2 separate regions of the Homo sapiens genome follow, and region 1 is linked to region 2. Evidence: read pairs that join two places in POLR2A ChIA-PET (ENCODE). Cell type or tissue: MCF 10A. All regions are shown on one strand. Each heading gives the region's core, and the rest is flanking DNA. Links, peaks and the distances in the headings are about the cores only.

The links. Peaks named below come from ENCODE experiments on the same cell type or tissue, not always from the same donor. Only the 100,000 strongest peaks of a DNase experiment are listed, where the experiment ranks them.
Region 1: POLR2A ChIA-PET joins it to region 2 with 9 read pairs; 3 of 35 experiments call an interaction of 5 or more read pairs at or near these places.

Annotation. Positions count from the first base shown.
Region 1 is chr16:21,498,948-21,507,100 of GRCh38, forward strand. LOC124903662 (a long non-coding RNA gene) reads left to right here and starts at 3,364. Exons shown (of 2, transcript XR_007065024.1): 1 at 3,364-3,570. MIR3680-1 (microRNA 3680-1) reads right to left here and starts at 7,188; the gene lies at 7,102-7,188. It also overlaps the pseudogene SMG1P3. RefSeq lists enhancers at 2,519-3,035, 3,036-3,551, 3,552-4,068 and silencers at 2,584-2,893, 2,984-3,033, 3,144-3,193, 3,214-3,563. In MCF 10A, for the core only: no CTCF peak of the experiment used is centred there; DNase peaks (open chromatin) are centred at 2,750 and 3,544.
Region 2 is chr16:23,139,046-23,147,198 of GRCh38, forward strand. The region is part of intron 1 of USP31 (ubiquitin specific peptidase 31); the gene reads right to left. Among named protein-coding and RNA genes, the nearest start is that of USP31, 6.3 kb to the right of the region's middle. In MCF 10A, for the core only: no CTCF peak of the experiment used is centred there; no DNase peak of the experiment used is centred there.

The DNA.
Region 1 (8,153 bases), core at 1,400-6,399, 1.6 Mb before region 2:
GCCATATAAATGCTTACTGTTGGAGGTATGCTTCTATGGAACACGGGTTTGCTCTCTTGCCATATGACATTCACATATTCAGCCACCTGGAACACTTCCTGTCAGTATGTGTGAAGTATCATGTGTGGTCAAAATTGTCTCAACAGTCATTTTCCACACCAACTGGCAAACTAACACTAAAAGAAATCAACAAGTATTGCTTTTTCAAAAGCCTAAATCGGCTGAGTGCGATGACTTACACCTGTAATCCCAGCACTTTGGGAGGCCAAAGCAGGCGGATCACCTGAGTCAGGAGTCCGAGAACAGGCCGGCCAACATGGTGGAATCTCGTCTCTACTAAAAATACAAAAATTAGCTGGACGCCTGTAATCCCAGCTACTCAGGAGGCTGAGGCAGGAGAATTTTTCCCTGTAACCGGGAGGCAGGGGCTGCAGTGAGTCGAGATTACACCACTGCACTCCAGCCTGGGAGACAGAGCAAGACTCCATCTCAGGAAGACAAAAAAAAAAAAAAAAAAAAAGCCTACATCAAGGAAAACAGAACCAAAACACCAGGGACAAAATGGTACATAAGAGGCAAAAAAATTTTCACCAAAATTATTCAGATGAACAATAATAAATGTGCCTGCATCTGAAGATGTTCTAAACCTTCATTTAAGCAAGAAGCAAGATCAAGATCTGTTCCGTCAGTTACCTGGAGTCTGTCATCTTTCTGAATAGGGGACAGAATCACCTCAAATTTAACTAATAAAAATTTATGACTTGGCAAACACCCCAGGTATTTTTATTGACTAACAAATCAGCTATGACAATCTTAGCAACAAATCAAGTTATGCTATGGGGTATGTCCACACTTCCCTGTTCCCTCTACAACAGGAGAAAATCAAATTTTTCCAACATCCTAACAAACTGTTATTGCCTGTAACCAAATGTATCACAGTATCGTCTACCAAGGCGTTACATCCTGAAACTTTCCTACAAAAAGCACAGCTTCAAAGAAACCTTGCAAGCTTTCTTGTAAGCTCCTCCCTTCCCCCATCGCCCCTCCCCAGAGCCAAGAAATAAAGCACTTGAAAGAAACAACATGGATAATATTTATTAATAGCTCATGTACATATTCCATAACTACATAAGCCATTTGGCTTCATACCTGTCAGCAATGAAGTCAGCTGGCCCTAGCACGTGGCTGCGACTCTTCTCTATTTATTTAGAACTACAAACTACAATTTACACTTTTCCAAAAGCTGTAGGACTATTTGGGAAGGGCACTTTATTCTTCTAAAAGGTTACTAAATTCTCTTATATACTTATACTGATCACAATACTGAAAAATAATAGAAAATCCATTGTCATTCATTTACCACCTAATTTGTTAGATGCCAGAAAATCAAATTTCACACATTTCAATAAAAAGGCAAAACTAAGCATGTCAATCATAGGAAAAAAAATACTTAATCAACTAATTTTATTTAAAGCACTCACAAACTCTTAAGTGGTACAAGACAAGTCAACGCTGTTTATCGAACAATATTTTTTTTTACGACTAAACATCTCAATTCTAGACTCAGGCACTAATTATTAAAGTCATCTAGTTATATACACCAATTCTCAACAGACACAGTTTTTTTTGGAAAGGCATATTAAACAGACTAAGATGTGTACTACCCATTAGCCAAAGATAATTTTATTGATTTTTCTAACGAGTCTTCAAATGTTACATTCTAACATCTTAGCAAATTATTTCCAAATACTGCTGGAATTACATGTAACTATCAGGAAACAAAAGGGCTTCTCAACAACTTGTGCGTTCTACATTATCTGGCCAGTTTCCGGACAATTATAATACAATTGTGCTCCAAAGTAGGAGAGTTCCATGAATCAATTACCCCTAAAATATATTTCTGTATATTTAAGGAGTTCTAAGCATTGGGTTAAATTCCAAACAGACTCTGAATACAAGCATTTATTTAGTAAGAGAGGTTAGAATAAATCAATCCTAAATTAGGCACAGCTGCCCTCCCCCCATTGATCAAAAAGACAGGAAATTACATTTATTTAAAAAGTTAATGTTCCTAATATATTCAAATCTAACTAAGCCCCAAAACGGTCTGACATCAAATCCTCCATAAAAGAGGAAATTCTCTAGACTTCTAAGTGGGTGCCCAGAGTTCACTCAAGTGTCCAGGTATGAATTACGATTCACCAGAGTAACCGGCCTTGCACTTAGGGAAAACTTCCATCGCCCAAGACCAGAGTAGGTCGATCCCATCAACAGTCACACAATCTCATCTCACGCTCCACTAATGAATGTTCTGCCTAAAGTCAGAGCAATGCCTTAGCTGGAGTTTTGTTTTGGTTTTTTCAATATTACCACGTGGGGGTCACAGAAAGGAACAGAGGTTAGAAGAGCTCTCACGTGGCGGCTGAAAGACTGGGGAACCGAGAAAGTGAATGAGTAACAGGGAGGGTCCTGTACTCTCAGAATCTCCCAACTCGGGGTCAGGGGGAAGCGGTAAGTGGAATGCCCCCCGCCCCCCCACCCCCGCCTCTTTCTCACCTCCTGGTCCCGACCCTAGGCCAGTGCCACCGCCGGGAGCCCCGGGTCTCGGCTTCAGCCCCGGGCTGAACAAGCAGGGAGGGGAGAGGCACTTAGGCCTCGCCTCCCCGCGGCCTTCCTCCCCCAGCCGGGGCGGAGGAGACCCAGGAAGCCGCGCCCGGCTCCCGGGGGTGGAGGGCCTAGGCCGCGCCTCCCAGCCCCGCGGCCCTAGGCCTCCGCCCGCCCGAGGCGGAGCCCGGGAGGTCGGGGCGGGGTCCCGGGCCGGTCACCCACCTGGGTTGCCAGTCATTCCAGCTCCGCGAATAGTTGGTGCCGTTGGTGCCGCCGCCGCCGCCGCCGCCGCCGCCGCCGCTCAGCCGAGACCCCGGGGCTCTGCGGCTCATTACCTTCCCCGACACGATATGGCCAAGCGCCGCCGCCCAGAGAAGCGCGAGTCGCCACCCGAACCGGCCGCCGCCAACACCCCGCTCCGGCCCGGGGCTGAGAAGGAAGCCGAGAAGGAGGAGGAGGAGGAGGCGGCGGCGGGCGGGGGAAGAGGACGACCGTTTCGGGTTCCGCCTGAGCCCGCAGCACAGGACGAGGAGGCGGGAGCGGCGCGGTGAGAGAGAGGCGGATGAAGGGGAGGCGACGTCTCTTCCAGGGCCCTGCGCGGCCCACGTCGCCGGGGCCCCCGAGGAGGAGGACGACGAGGAACAGGCGGTGGCGGCAGCTCCTCACGCTCACACGGCCACTGCTTCCCCGCCTCCCGGCTCCGCTCGCCGCGCCGCCGCTGTCGCACGGCATGCTGGGAGCGAGAGGCGGGGTCGGCCCCGCCGTGCCTGCGGAGAGAGGCGGGTCCTGTCGGCGGGGCGGGGCCGATAGCAGGCCGCCCCGCCCCCCACGGCCCCAGGCTCTTGGACGGCGAAGAGGTCTGGGCGTAGCGGTGACGAATCCTAAGACGGGATCTCCACTACTGCGGCCACACACTTTTCTCCCAAATGCTTCCCGGAAAGCACCGGAGGGCCAGGCAGTCAGGTGTAAACAGGCGTCCAATCAAGGACCTGCGGTGGGGGGGGGGGGGGGGGGCGGGCTGTTGCCCTGGGGTGCGCGCGCACACAGGCGCGCCCTTGGATTCACGTGTGCCAGTTTTCCCACTTTCTACGGGGCGGGGTGGAAAGTGAAAATAGTCAGATCGACAGGTGGATATCCACCTTCCCAACCTCCACCTGAAATGTGCCCATCGAGTCCTAGCACCTTTTACCATTTCTTCCCAATGAAAAAAACTAAACGATGGAAGGGAAGGGAGTACCCACGACCACCAAACCCTGTCCTCTGCAATGTGAAATGTGCTTTGAAGTCCTCTCACCCTGAGGCTTGCCCGCCTTCTGCTGGTGAAAGAAGCTGGGGGCTAGGCGCGGTGGGTCACGCCTGTAATCCCAGCACTTTGGGAGGCCGAGGTGGGCGGATCATCTGAGGTGAGGAGTTCCAGACCAGCCTGGCCAACATGGAGAAACCCCGCCTCTACTAAAAATACAAAAATTAGCCGGGCATGGTGGAGGGCGCCTGTAATCCCAGCTACTTGGGAGGCTGAGGCAGGGGAATCGCTTGAACCCAATAGGCCGAGGTTGCAGTGAGCCAAGATCAGACCATTGCAGTCCAGCCTGGAGAACAAGAGTGAAACTCTGTCTCAAAAAAATATAAGAGAGAGAGAGAGAGAAAGCAGGGAGGGAAGAAAAAGGAAGGAAGGAAGGAAACGAGGGAGGGAGGGAAGGAGGGAGGGAGGAAGGAAGGAAAGGAGGGAGGAAAGGAAAGAAAAGGAGAAAAGAAAGAGAGAAGGCCGGGCGCGGTGGATCACACCTGTAATCCCAGCACTTTGGGAGGCCGAGGCGGGCAGATCTCGAGGTCAGGAGATCGAGACCATCCTGGCTAACACAGTGAAACCCCGTCTCTACTAAAAATACAAAAAATTAGCCGGGCGTGGTGGCGGGCGCCTGTAGTCCCAGCTACTCCGGAGGCTGAGGCAGGAGAATAGCGTAAACCCGGGAGGCGGAGCTCCCAGTGAGCAGAGATCGCTCCACTGCACTCCAGCCTGGGCGACAGAGCAAGACTCCATCTCCAAAAAAAAAGAGAATCAGCTGGGTAGAGGAGACGTACCTGACTGTCTACCCCATGACATGCCCCATGCCCCAGGGAAAAAAATTCCCTAAAGCATCTGATGCATAACGTGAATGCATACACATTTTTTAAAAGGTGGGCCAGGATGCTCCTTAAACAAGTGCCTAAACCTTATCTGCATAAGGAGTCTTAACCTATCATTTTATGTTGCAAAGAAAACGTCTTTATATATCGCTTGTGCAATTAAAAATTGTTACCAAAAGTACTTGAAGATTACGAGGAGTTGACACCTCCACACACATGCATATCCCCTCCACCTTGGGCTCCTTGCTTATGGCCACCAATCCCTCACTAAGGGAGGATCTTGCCAGTTCTAAATGATGGGGACTACAAAAATTACAAAAATTACCCGGCGTGGTAGCGCGTGCCTGTGGTCCCAGGAACTCAGGAGGGTGAGGCAGGAGGATGACTTGAGTCCAGCGGGTGGAGGCTGCAGTGACCTATGATCCTGCCACTGCACTCCAGGCTGGGCTGCGGAGGGTAGGGAGGGAGGGAGAAGAAGAAAGAGAAAACGCGGGGCACCATGGATGGCTGACTCCTGTAATCCCAGCACTTTGGGAGGCCGAGGTGGGTGGATCACTTGAGGTCAAGAGACCAGCCTGACAAATATGGTGAAACCCCGTCTCTACAAAAAAATACAAAAATTAACCAGGCATGGTGGCGCACGCCTGTAGTCCCAGCTATTTGGGGAAGCTGAGGCATGAGGATTGCTTGAACCCAGGAGCCAGAGGTTGTAGTGAGCCGAGATCGTGCCACTGAACTCCGGCCTGGGTGACAGAGCAAGACTGTCTCAAAAAAAAAAAAAAAAATCATTTAGATGAAGTGATTCATGCCTGTAATTCCAGTGATGGGAGGCTGAGACTGGAAGATCCTTGAGCCTGGGAGTTATAGGCCAGCCTGAGCAACATAGTGAGACCCCCATCTCTACAAAAAAAATATTAAATTTTTTTTTTCAGACGGAGTTTCACTCTTGTGGCCCAGGCTGGAGTGCAATGGTGTGATTTCAGCTCACTGCAACCTCTGCCTTCCAGGTTCAAGTGAGTCTCCTGCCTCAGCCTCCCAAGTAGCTAAGATTACAGACACATGCCACCATGCCCGGCTAATTTTGTATAAAAATTTAAAAATTTTTAAAATTAGACAAGTTAGAAATTGCTTGAGCAACTGGACACAATCTCTGGTACTACCTTTCTTTTTCTTTTTTATTTTTTTATTTTATTATTATTATTTTTTGAGAAGGAGTCTCGCTCTGTCGCCCAGGCTAGAGTGCAGTGGCGCAATCTCGGCTCACTGCAAGCTCTGCCTCCCGGGTTTAAGCCATTCTCCCGCCTCAGCCTCCCGAGTAGCTGGGATTACAGGCGCCCGCCACCAAGCCCGGCTAATTTTGTTTTTTTGTATTTTTAGTGGAGACGGGGTTTCACCGTGTTAGCCAGGATGGTCTCAATCTCCTGACCTCGTGATCCGCCCGCCTCGGCCTCCCAAAGTGATGGGATTACAGGCGTGAGCCACCGCGCCTGGCCCTCTTTTTCTTTATTGGTCAAAATATTATCCAACTAGGCATATGGATGTGGAGGCATGCCTGTGATCCCAATTACTTGGGAGGCTGAGGTGGGAGAATCGCTTGAGCCCACGAGTTTCAGGCTGTGGTGAGCCATAATGGTGCCTCTGCACTCCAGCCTGGGCAACAGGATGAGACCATTTCTTAAGGGGACGGAAAAAATCACTCTGGCTGTGGCAGATTTCCTTAGGATAGATTCCGAGAAGTGGAGTTATTGGGGAAAAGGCTGTTAATGATTTTAAGTCTTTGGATACAGACTGTTAAGTTGCTTTCCAGGAAGTTTCTGCCAATGATAGTGTGATACTTTCTGTGTCCTCACACCACCCTTTGTCAACACTGAGTGTTTTTGAGGGTTAATTATTTCTATGAGAGAAGTTAAAAAAAAAAAAGACAACAAAGAAATTGCTTCAGGTGGGGCATGGTGGCTCACGCCTGTAATCCCAGCACTTTGGGAGGCTGAGATGAGAGAATCACTTAAGCCTAGGAGGTGGAGGTTGCAGTGAGCCTAGATCGTGCCACTACACTCCAGCCTGGGCAACAGAGTGAGACTCCATTTCAATAAAATAAATCAAATGAATCAAACGTGAGCAACTCTCATAACTTCCAACATTTTTTTCTTCTTCCTGTTGGTGGTTCTGCCTCTCTGGCTCCATTAGGATTTCCCTACTCCATTTCAGTCATGGGAGCCGAGTTTCTGTTCCTGAAACACACCAGGCCTTTCTGGCCTCTGGATTTTTGTACTTGCTGTTCCCGCCATCTGGAATGCCTTCCCTGCATTTGTTCCCATCAGGGTTGGGACTAGCAAAGTGACAGGTGATGGAGTTGCTGAGGGTGCAAAATTTAAGGAGGCACCTACTCCCAGGGTCATGCAAAAGCCAACTTTGCATTTGCACAATCCTGTGAGTGAGTCCCTCCTTAAATTTGAGGCTGTACTGTAATCCCAGCTACTCAGGAAGCTGGGGCAGGAGAATTGCTTGAACCTGGGAGGCAGAGGTTGCAGTGGGCCGAGATCCTGCCATTGCACTCCAGCCTGGGCAACAGGGCGAGAATCCGTCTAAAAAAAAAAATGAGGCTCTAGGCACCACATTTGCCCTACTCTGGCCCCTGCCCTGATTTTCCTGGCCTGTCTCATCTCCAGACAGGTTTGCTTTGACCTCCCTGCCCATAAAAGCTGGCCAGTGCCCTTTCCAGGTACTCTGTCATATACCCTATTTCTTTCCTTGGTAGTACCCAGCACCATCTGCAAGTATTGGGTTTCTTTGCACATTTAGCATCTGTCCAACCCTTAGTATATCAGCTTTGCAAGAGCAAAGGTCACATCTATCTCAGCCTACCTCCTCCATACTCAGCACACAGCACAGCACCTGACCATAGGAAGCACTCAAGAAATGGGAGGAATGAAATGGAAATTATCTAAAATAAGGATCAAGATTGATACAGAAGTATTCATCTCAGTTTTACTTATTAATAGCAAAACAAAAACAAAACACCTGGAAACTATACTAATGCTCAACAATAGGAAACTGATTAGGATGCAGTACATTCAGAGCTGAAATTTTCTGCAGCCATTACAAATTATATTTGTGAAGATTTTTTTTTTTTTTTTTGAGATGGAGTTTTGCTCTTGTTGCCCAGGCTGGAGGGCAATGTCTCGATCTCGGCTCACTGCAACTTCCGCCTCCCGGGTTCAAGCGATTGGTCTGTCATTTTCAGACCCCACAGAAACACAGGTGCTCCTGCCAGGCCCCCGGGGACTGCCTCCAGGAGTCATTTGTAATGACAGGGTGCGTTCTGCGCACGGTTTCAGAGTCTGTCCAAAGGGCCAATGCTGGGGCTGGGGCAGAAACGGTCCAAGGCCTGTGAGCTGTGCAGCTTTATAGGCAAATGA
Region 2 (8,153 bases), core at 1,006-6,005:
CTTAATAAATCTATATATCCTGTCTGCAAAATACCAACCTGATTTGTTTCTTAATGGGCATAAATTGATAATTCAGGCTAGGCACGGTGGCTCACGCCTGTAATCGCAACACTTTGGGAGGCCGAGGCGGGTGGACCACCTGAGGTCAGGAGTTCGAGACCACCCTGGCCAACATGGTGAAACCCCATCTCTACTAAAATACAAAAATTAGCTGGGCACAGTGATGCCCACCTGTAATCCCAGCTACTCAGGAGGCTGAGGCAGGAGAATCACTTGAACCTAGGAGGCAGAGATTGCAGTGAGCCGAGATCACGCTAATCACACCACTGCACTGCAGCCTGGGCAACAGAGCAAGACTCTGTCTCGAAATAAAAAATAAAGTAAAATAAACTGATATTTCTGCAGCTCTACGCTGTATTCAGCGCTAAGAGCAGGTAGTCAAACTGTAAAGCAAACCAGGTGTCATGACTCTGCCTTCCTGGTTTTCCTGCTACCTCTCTGACTGCCCCTTAAGAGGTCCTCTCTCTCCTCCTGTCCTCTCATTTTTAGTTTCCCTCAAAGGCTTAGTCATGGGCCTCAGACCTTCTAAATATGCTCCTGGCTTCAATTATCACCTCTATGCAGCTGAATCCAAGTCTATACAGCTAGTCCTAAATTGCACCTGATTTCCAACTGTCTATTAAGGCTTCCTCTCTTAAGTGGGAAGGTCATATCCTATGGCTCCCAACCCCATATATTCAAATTAAATGCACAATCTTTCTGCTCCTCATGCTCCACAAACCACTTCCCTTTCTAAGTGCTCAATTTCTATCAGCTATTAAATTTATATCAAATATCCCTATTATTTCTTTATCACCTTGGCCTGAAACCTCAGTATTCCCTTTACCACTACGCCTCTTGTAGTTTTCTTAATAATGTCCAATGTCCTCCAAAATGTCACTTGGATTCACCTTTCCTCCTCCTTTTCCTCACTTCATTCCTGTGATTGTTTTCTCGCTGTATTTATTTTCTCCTCCATTTGATTCATTTTCACTCACCATCAGACCCATTTTTCTAAAATCGTTTTCATCAAATCAATCTCTCTGCACAACTCAAGAAGGCTCAATTGAATCACTACTGATTGCAGCCTCAAGGCTAAACTGTTGTGACAGACTCTCAAAGCCATCCATAATGTGCCCCCTCTCCTCTCCCCAGTTATCTAAATTTATCTCCCCTTCATTCCAAATCAGTGGTTCTCAATTTTGCTGCCGAGGGACATTTGGCAGTATCTGGAGACATTTTTAATTGTCATGACTTGGAGTAGGGGGGAGTACAACCACATCTAGTGGGTGAAGGCCAGGGATTCTGCTAAACATCCTACAGTGCCAGGACAGCCCCCAACAACAAAGAATTAGCCAGCCCAAAATAGCAAGAGTGCCAAGGCCGAGAATCTGCTCCAAATCAAGGCTCTCTGTCCCCAGACCATGCTATATCTATACCTCTGCTCAGAATATTTCCCTAGCAACTTAGAATGTCGTCTCTCTTCCCCTTAACTATCAATGTTTTATTTATCTTCAAATCCCATTCTAAGTCTATAGCCCATGGCTTTAAATACCATCCAGTGGTGACGCCTCCAAAATGTTTATCTTATCTTCTGAGTTCCTTACCCAGCTGCCTACTAGACATCTCCTGAGTGTACTATTTAACATATCTGAACCTGAATTCCTGACTCCCCCAAAACTCCTTCTCCTCAAATAGGTATACAGCCCCAGCAATCACCCAGTTGCTCAGGAAAACAGGTGGGAGTTATTCTGGATGCTCTCCTCAACGTTCTCTGCTCCAGTGTCTTGCCACAAATCAATCCATTAGCAAGTTCTGTCAAGAGTCTACCTCCAGACACATCTTAAATCCATCCACTTCTCCACCTCCCTCCACCATCCCTTTTACCCAGTCCATCACAAAAGCCTCCTGACTGGTCTCTGCCTCCATTCTACTCACTATTCAGTGCCCAGAATAACCACTTCACATTTTCACAAGATCATACCAGGACTCTGTTTAAAGCCTATAACAGCCCCCATGACTCTTGGAATAAAATCTAAACCCCTTACCTTGGTCTGTAAGGCACTATAGCTACACAAGGCAGACTCGGCCTCTGCCTACCTGGCCCCTGCCTCTCCACCTCCTCCATCCCGCTCTCCTCCTGGCTCTCTAGCTGCAAACAAGATCTGTCAGACTTTCAAGTGTACCCTCAGCTCTTTCCAACTATAGCGCCTTCTGCATTTTATTCTTCCTGCCTGGTCACACCCATTATTCCCTCTCATACACCTATCTATTTCTCTTTAGCATTTATACAATAATTTTTTTTTTTTTTTGGACACAGGGTCTCACTCTGTAGCCCAGGCCAGAGGGCAGTGGCACAATCTCGGCTCACCACACCTTGACCTCTTGGCTCAGGTGATCTTCCCACCTCAGCCTCCGAAGTAGCTGGAACCACAGGTGTGTGCCACCACGCCCGGCTAATTTTTGTACTTTTTGGAGAGACAGGGTTTCGCCTGTTGCCCAGGCTGGTCTTGAACTCCTGAGCTCAAGCTATCTGTCTACCACGGCCTCCCAAAGTGCTGGGATTACAGGCACATGCCACCATGTCTGGCCTACTGTAATTTTTAATTTCATATTTACCAGTGTTTATTGAATAATATCTGCCTCCTCTGTGGCAATAAAAGTTCCGTAAAGGAAGGGACCACATGGCCTTTTACAATTTTTTTACCATTATCATATCACTTTGTTTTCCACTATATACAAATGACTTGTACAATATGTGGCATGGAGTTAGAAAATCAAATTTGTAGATGCTTAATTGCTGACAACAAATAAAAGGATGAATAAATGAAATCTTTCTACTTACACTTTCATACACAATGATCTCACCTCTCTCTCAGCTCCCAGTGAACTTTCCTCATCAGTACAACTTAAAACAGCTTCTCTATAAGCAGCTAAGTTCTCTGACGGCATGAACCTAGTCCTATAACCTTTGTACTTAATCCTGTATTCCCAGCCCCTTTACCTAAACTAACAATAACTGTGCAGCAAATGTGATTCAGGTCCAAAATATGGAGTTCATAATTATCCCATGTATTTTTATTCCTCAATTAGTCCTCATGGAAAATTTATTGTAATTCTTACACTTCACTTTTACCAAACTTGGTAAGATGTGGTAAACATCAGCTCAAAGCTTACTGGAGAGAGATCCACATGTGTTGATATACGTGTTGAAACAGTCTGAAAGGAATGTGTTTTAAGAAAGACTTCCAAAAACACCTAAGCCTGAGGAGCAATGGCACAAACGTGAAGCTAGCTGCAGATGACCTTATTTTCACTCCAATTCAGCACCACAGTCTCAGAGGAAAAAATGTTACACGTTTCAGCACGTCCCCTCTGCCCATGTACGTGTTATGTTGAGACCTGTCGTTTCATTGCTTGTACTGATAAGGCCACCCAGGCCCAGGACCCAGTTTGTGCACCAGCAGTGCAGGGGTACACAGAGTTCACAGTCAGTGGAAGTCAGAATTCTGGTTCTGCTCCCTCAACCTCTAGCTAGTGGGTGAACTCAGTTCCCACATCCTGAAAGGCTAGGAACTACTCACACCACATCCAAGTCTGCTTCCAAGTCTAAAACTTCATGATTCTATCAACTTTCTCCCTCAGAGGTGTGGAGCTTTGCTAAAACTCAAGTGATGGCATTTGATGGACCAGAGAACTGACCAGGAAGGGATGTACTTTTTATTTTATACTCTGTCACAAAGCTAAATGTGACCTACACAATTTCATTTTTTCCAAGGGACACCCTGAAGTCAGTGTGCTTTGTGGAAAACACTGAAGTATCAGTATACTAAAGAGCTTGACACTAACAAGAAAAAAACTGTGTACCATGGGTTTGCAGCATAGCACCAGAACCCCCAGCATGAGTGCATGGAAAAGCAGGCTGGGAAACTCAGCAAGTGTGAGCCTCTGATTGCCAGGTTGTTCACCACTAGTCTCTTATACAAGTTTATTCCTTTTGTGACTTGAGAATTCTCACTAATAAATAAGCACCACAAGGCACCAAAGTTCAAGGAAAAAAAAATGGGAGAGAGAATTCTATTCATCAATTACCATTTGTTTCACTGCAAATCTGGAAGGAGTCCCCACAATTCTTTTATCAATAGATCACTCTGTGCTAGCTGTTCTTTGCCAGCACAATTTAAAAACTGCTGCCATAAAATTTATCTTTCTTGCTTGAAAGATGACCATCCATCTTTTTACTTGCTGCAAAACGGCTCTGAGCTCTAAAACTCAGAAAGCATTTGTAAGAATCTGGGGCACCCATGCTCCTATGAAAGCAATAAGCTGATTCCCTTTAAAATGGCATATTATGTATTCAAAGTGATTTATTTACTCTCACTATTTTACTAGGAAAGTGATGCAAGGGTCCTGCCAGTGAAGCCCAAGTTTTACCCTAGTGCTGCTGCAAACACATATACACACTCAGAGACAGAGAAGGAGAAAGAGAGAGGGAGAGGTTGGGGGGGGGGAGAGAGAGAGAAAGAGAGAGCGCGAGAGATAACAAGGTAACCATTTTAAAGGCTGGGGAAGTAAAAGGAAACTTGCGCTGAGTCTCCAAACTTTCCTCCAAACAGTTTCTCAGCCTCAGCACTACTGACACTTTGGGGTGAAAACCCTTTAGTAAGGGGGGCTGTCCTGCACATTGTGTGACATTTAGCAGCATCCCTGGAATCTACCACCACATGCCAGTAGCACCCTGATCCCAGCTGTGACAACCAAGTAGGGTTCCAGACATCGACAAATGTCCCAGGGGGTGGGGGCAGGGTGGGGTGAGGACAGGCAAAAGTGCCCGTGTTGAAAACCAGTGCTCTAAGAGTAGGAAACAAACAAACAAAAAATCTGTGTGAAAAGAGAAAGGATAAAGGTAATGGCTAGAGACATTTTTTACAGCATATCAAGGTTGAGCTAGTCAACTCATTTCATCCTGGGAAATGAAAACCCAACTTTAACAACCATCTAGCCCATCCAAAACCAAAAACCATCTACTTGGCAAGCTCCTAAAACTCAAATCAATGTGGTTAAAAAGGAAGAAAGAACTCTAATTGAAAAACTTACAAAGAAAAGCATTAGTAACTTAAAGTTTTAAGATAATAAAAGCACAAAGACATAGTAAGTGCTTTTCTAACCTCAAGGTAACTATCTCAAGATGGCAAATTGGTTTTATCTCCTCTGCCAACTTCAACTAGGTGGTGGTGGCTGCCTGGAGCCCTTCTAGAACTGAGCAGGATTCTAAGGCTGAATGTGAGCGATGTGAAAGTGAAGAATATCTGAATGAAATAACGATGTCCACCCCAAGCAGGCGAAGCACAGTGAGGTATGCCTCAGGTCCACCTTCTGGTGTTTACCTTTCTTTTTTTTTTTTCCTTTTTTTGAGGCAGAGTCTCACTCTGTCACCCAGGCTGGAGCGCAGTGACATGATCTCTGCTCACTGCAACCTCCACCTCCTGGGTTCAAGAGATTCTCGTGCCTCAGCCTCCCGAGTAGCTGGGATTACAGGTGTGTGCCACCACGCTCGGCTACTTTTTGTATTTTTTTAGTAGAGATGGGGTTTCACCATGTTGTCCAGGCTGGTCTGGAACTATTGGTCTCAAGTGATCCACCCACCTTGGCCTCCCAAAGTGCCGGGATTACAGACATGAGCCACTGCGTCCTGCCTTAGCATTCAACTTTCTTTATATTCAAAATAATACCCATCAAATTTAGCTAAAATAAAACCTTTTTTTAAAAAGTAATCAATTTGCCAGAGTTACCTAACCGGGGGAATAAAAAGGGGAAAAGAATCTAATTATATCACTTCCTTGCTTAAAAATCACCTCTGGATTTTCAACTTGCAGAGGATGAAATCCAAACCAGCATAGCTCACGAAGCCCTTCACAGTGAGTTTCCAACACTCTTCTCCCAGGCTTCCTGCACCCCCACTGCTCTCTATGGTGCAGCCAGCCACTAAATGTCTATTCCCCAAAACCACACGCCCTTTCATGCAACTCCACCACTTCCTTGCCCTGCAAATTTCTATTCATCTTTCAGAACACTGCTCAGGAGCCACCTTTTTGGTAATGCTTTCCTTGTTCCTTGATGCCTGCTATACACAGGATGGTCCTTGAGCCAAAAGCACTGGCATCACCAGGGAGCTTGTTAGAAATGCAGAATCTTGGGCACCGCTCCAGCTCTACCGAATCTCAATTTCCTTTGTAGCAAGATCCCCAGGTGAATTATGTGCACACTGACGCATGAGAAGCGCTGTCTCAGGGAACTTCCTAGATCCTACTCGACTCAGCTCTTCATAGCTCCCTGGGAGGTAAACCCCTCCTTTACTCATCTCCTCTGTGAAGACAGGAAAACCCAAATGCCCACCCTCCAGCCTCCGTGACAGCCAATTGACATGGTTATAGCCAATGAAATATCAGCAGAAGCCTGCTGAGGGGGCTTCTGGAAGAATTTTTATTTCCCTAATGACTTCCTGCCGTCCTGGGTAGAATGCCAGGTGCAGTGGCTGCCATCACTGGACAACCATGAGGTGACAAACCTAAGAACAAAAAGCCAATGATAGCTAAAAAGACAACAGGTGGAAATACAGAAATGGTCTGAATCCTTGTTGGGCCCAACGAGCCACTGAACCATAGAACCATCCACCTCCGGAATCACTGTGTGTGCCAATTGCCAATTGCAACGTTTTCATTGCTTAAGGCACTATCATTAGGGATTTTCCTTTCTTGGGCTGAAGGCATTCCTAACTGATTAAGTAAGCCTTCAATAAATGGGAGGTGAATGAATGAATGTAGAGTGAAACCTACTAAAGGTTCAGGAGATTACTTTTAAAAAGCCAGGCCTCTAAGAATCTGTTCATGTCTGCCAAAGCATGCCTATAAATCAGTCTCTGTACTTCTAGAATTATTGACCCATTTCTGTTCACAGCTTAATGGATAAAAAAGTGAACACAAACTCATAAAAAGCAATGGAAATGTTCACATACAAAGATGCTGTAGAAACTGATTTTCACATTTTGGAAAAGAGGAGAAAACCAAACTTAAATACTAGGCTCTGACCTCGAAAAGTTTACAAATGCTGTGGCTACTTACAGGCAATTGTAAGCAAAGAGGGGCAGTGTGGGGTGGGGGGCGGGGGGTGGACCTACAGTAGTCAGTTCTCCTGATCATTCTCCCTTTCTAATTTTGAGATCTCAGCTGGGCACGGTGGCTCACGCCTGTAATCTCAGCACTTGGGGAGGCCGAGGCAGGTGGATCAAAAATTAACTGGGCATGTAGCGGGCGCCTGTAGTCCCAGCTACCTGGGAGGCTGAGACAGGAGAATTGCTTGATTGAACACAGGAGGCAGAGGTTGCAGTGGGCCGAGATCAGGCCACTGCCCTCCAGCCTGGGCGACAGAGTGAGACTCCATCTCAAAAATAATAATAATAATAATAATTTTGAGATCACTGACATAGATCTTTTTTTCCAGTCCCTATCTCAGTCAAGTACTTCCATTCAAATTGCCAAGATCAAACAGCAACGATTTTTTTCCAAGAAAAACAGCATTGAGCAGCATAAGATGTAAGTAAAAAGTATTAAACGGGGAGAGATGCACACTGGCCATGTAGTTCGTCAGCAAGAAAGCAGGACCTTAACAAAGCAGATCCTCAGCTAGATGACCTTTTCATATTTTAACAAAATCATCTCCTTTTACTTAAATGTTGTTATAAAGAAGCTTTATAGCACCAATGGGAAACCAGTACCTTTTGCCATGAATTGAAGACAAATGGAAACCCAATAAAAACATAACCTTATTAAATTCTAGCTACTGTTACCTGCCAATGCTTCTAGACTTGAAGCTTGTTCTGTTTAAAAAAAAAAAAAAAAATGGGTGGGGGGTGAACAAGAGGTATTAAAAACAGGCTAACATCAAGCTGAGACTTCGTCCTGGGCAAGATTAGGATAGGAAAAAAAAAAAGGAATTAACCTTCTCCCTGTGTGACTTCACGCTGTTTTTGTTTTGTTTTGTTTTTACAGATAGAGTTTCCTGTTGCCCAGGCTGGAGTGCAATGGCACGATCTCGGCTCACTGCAACGTCCGCCT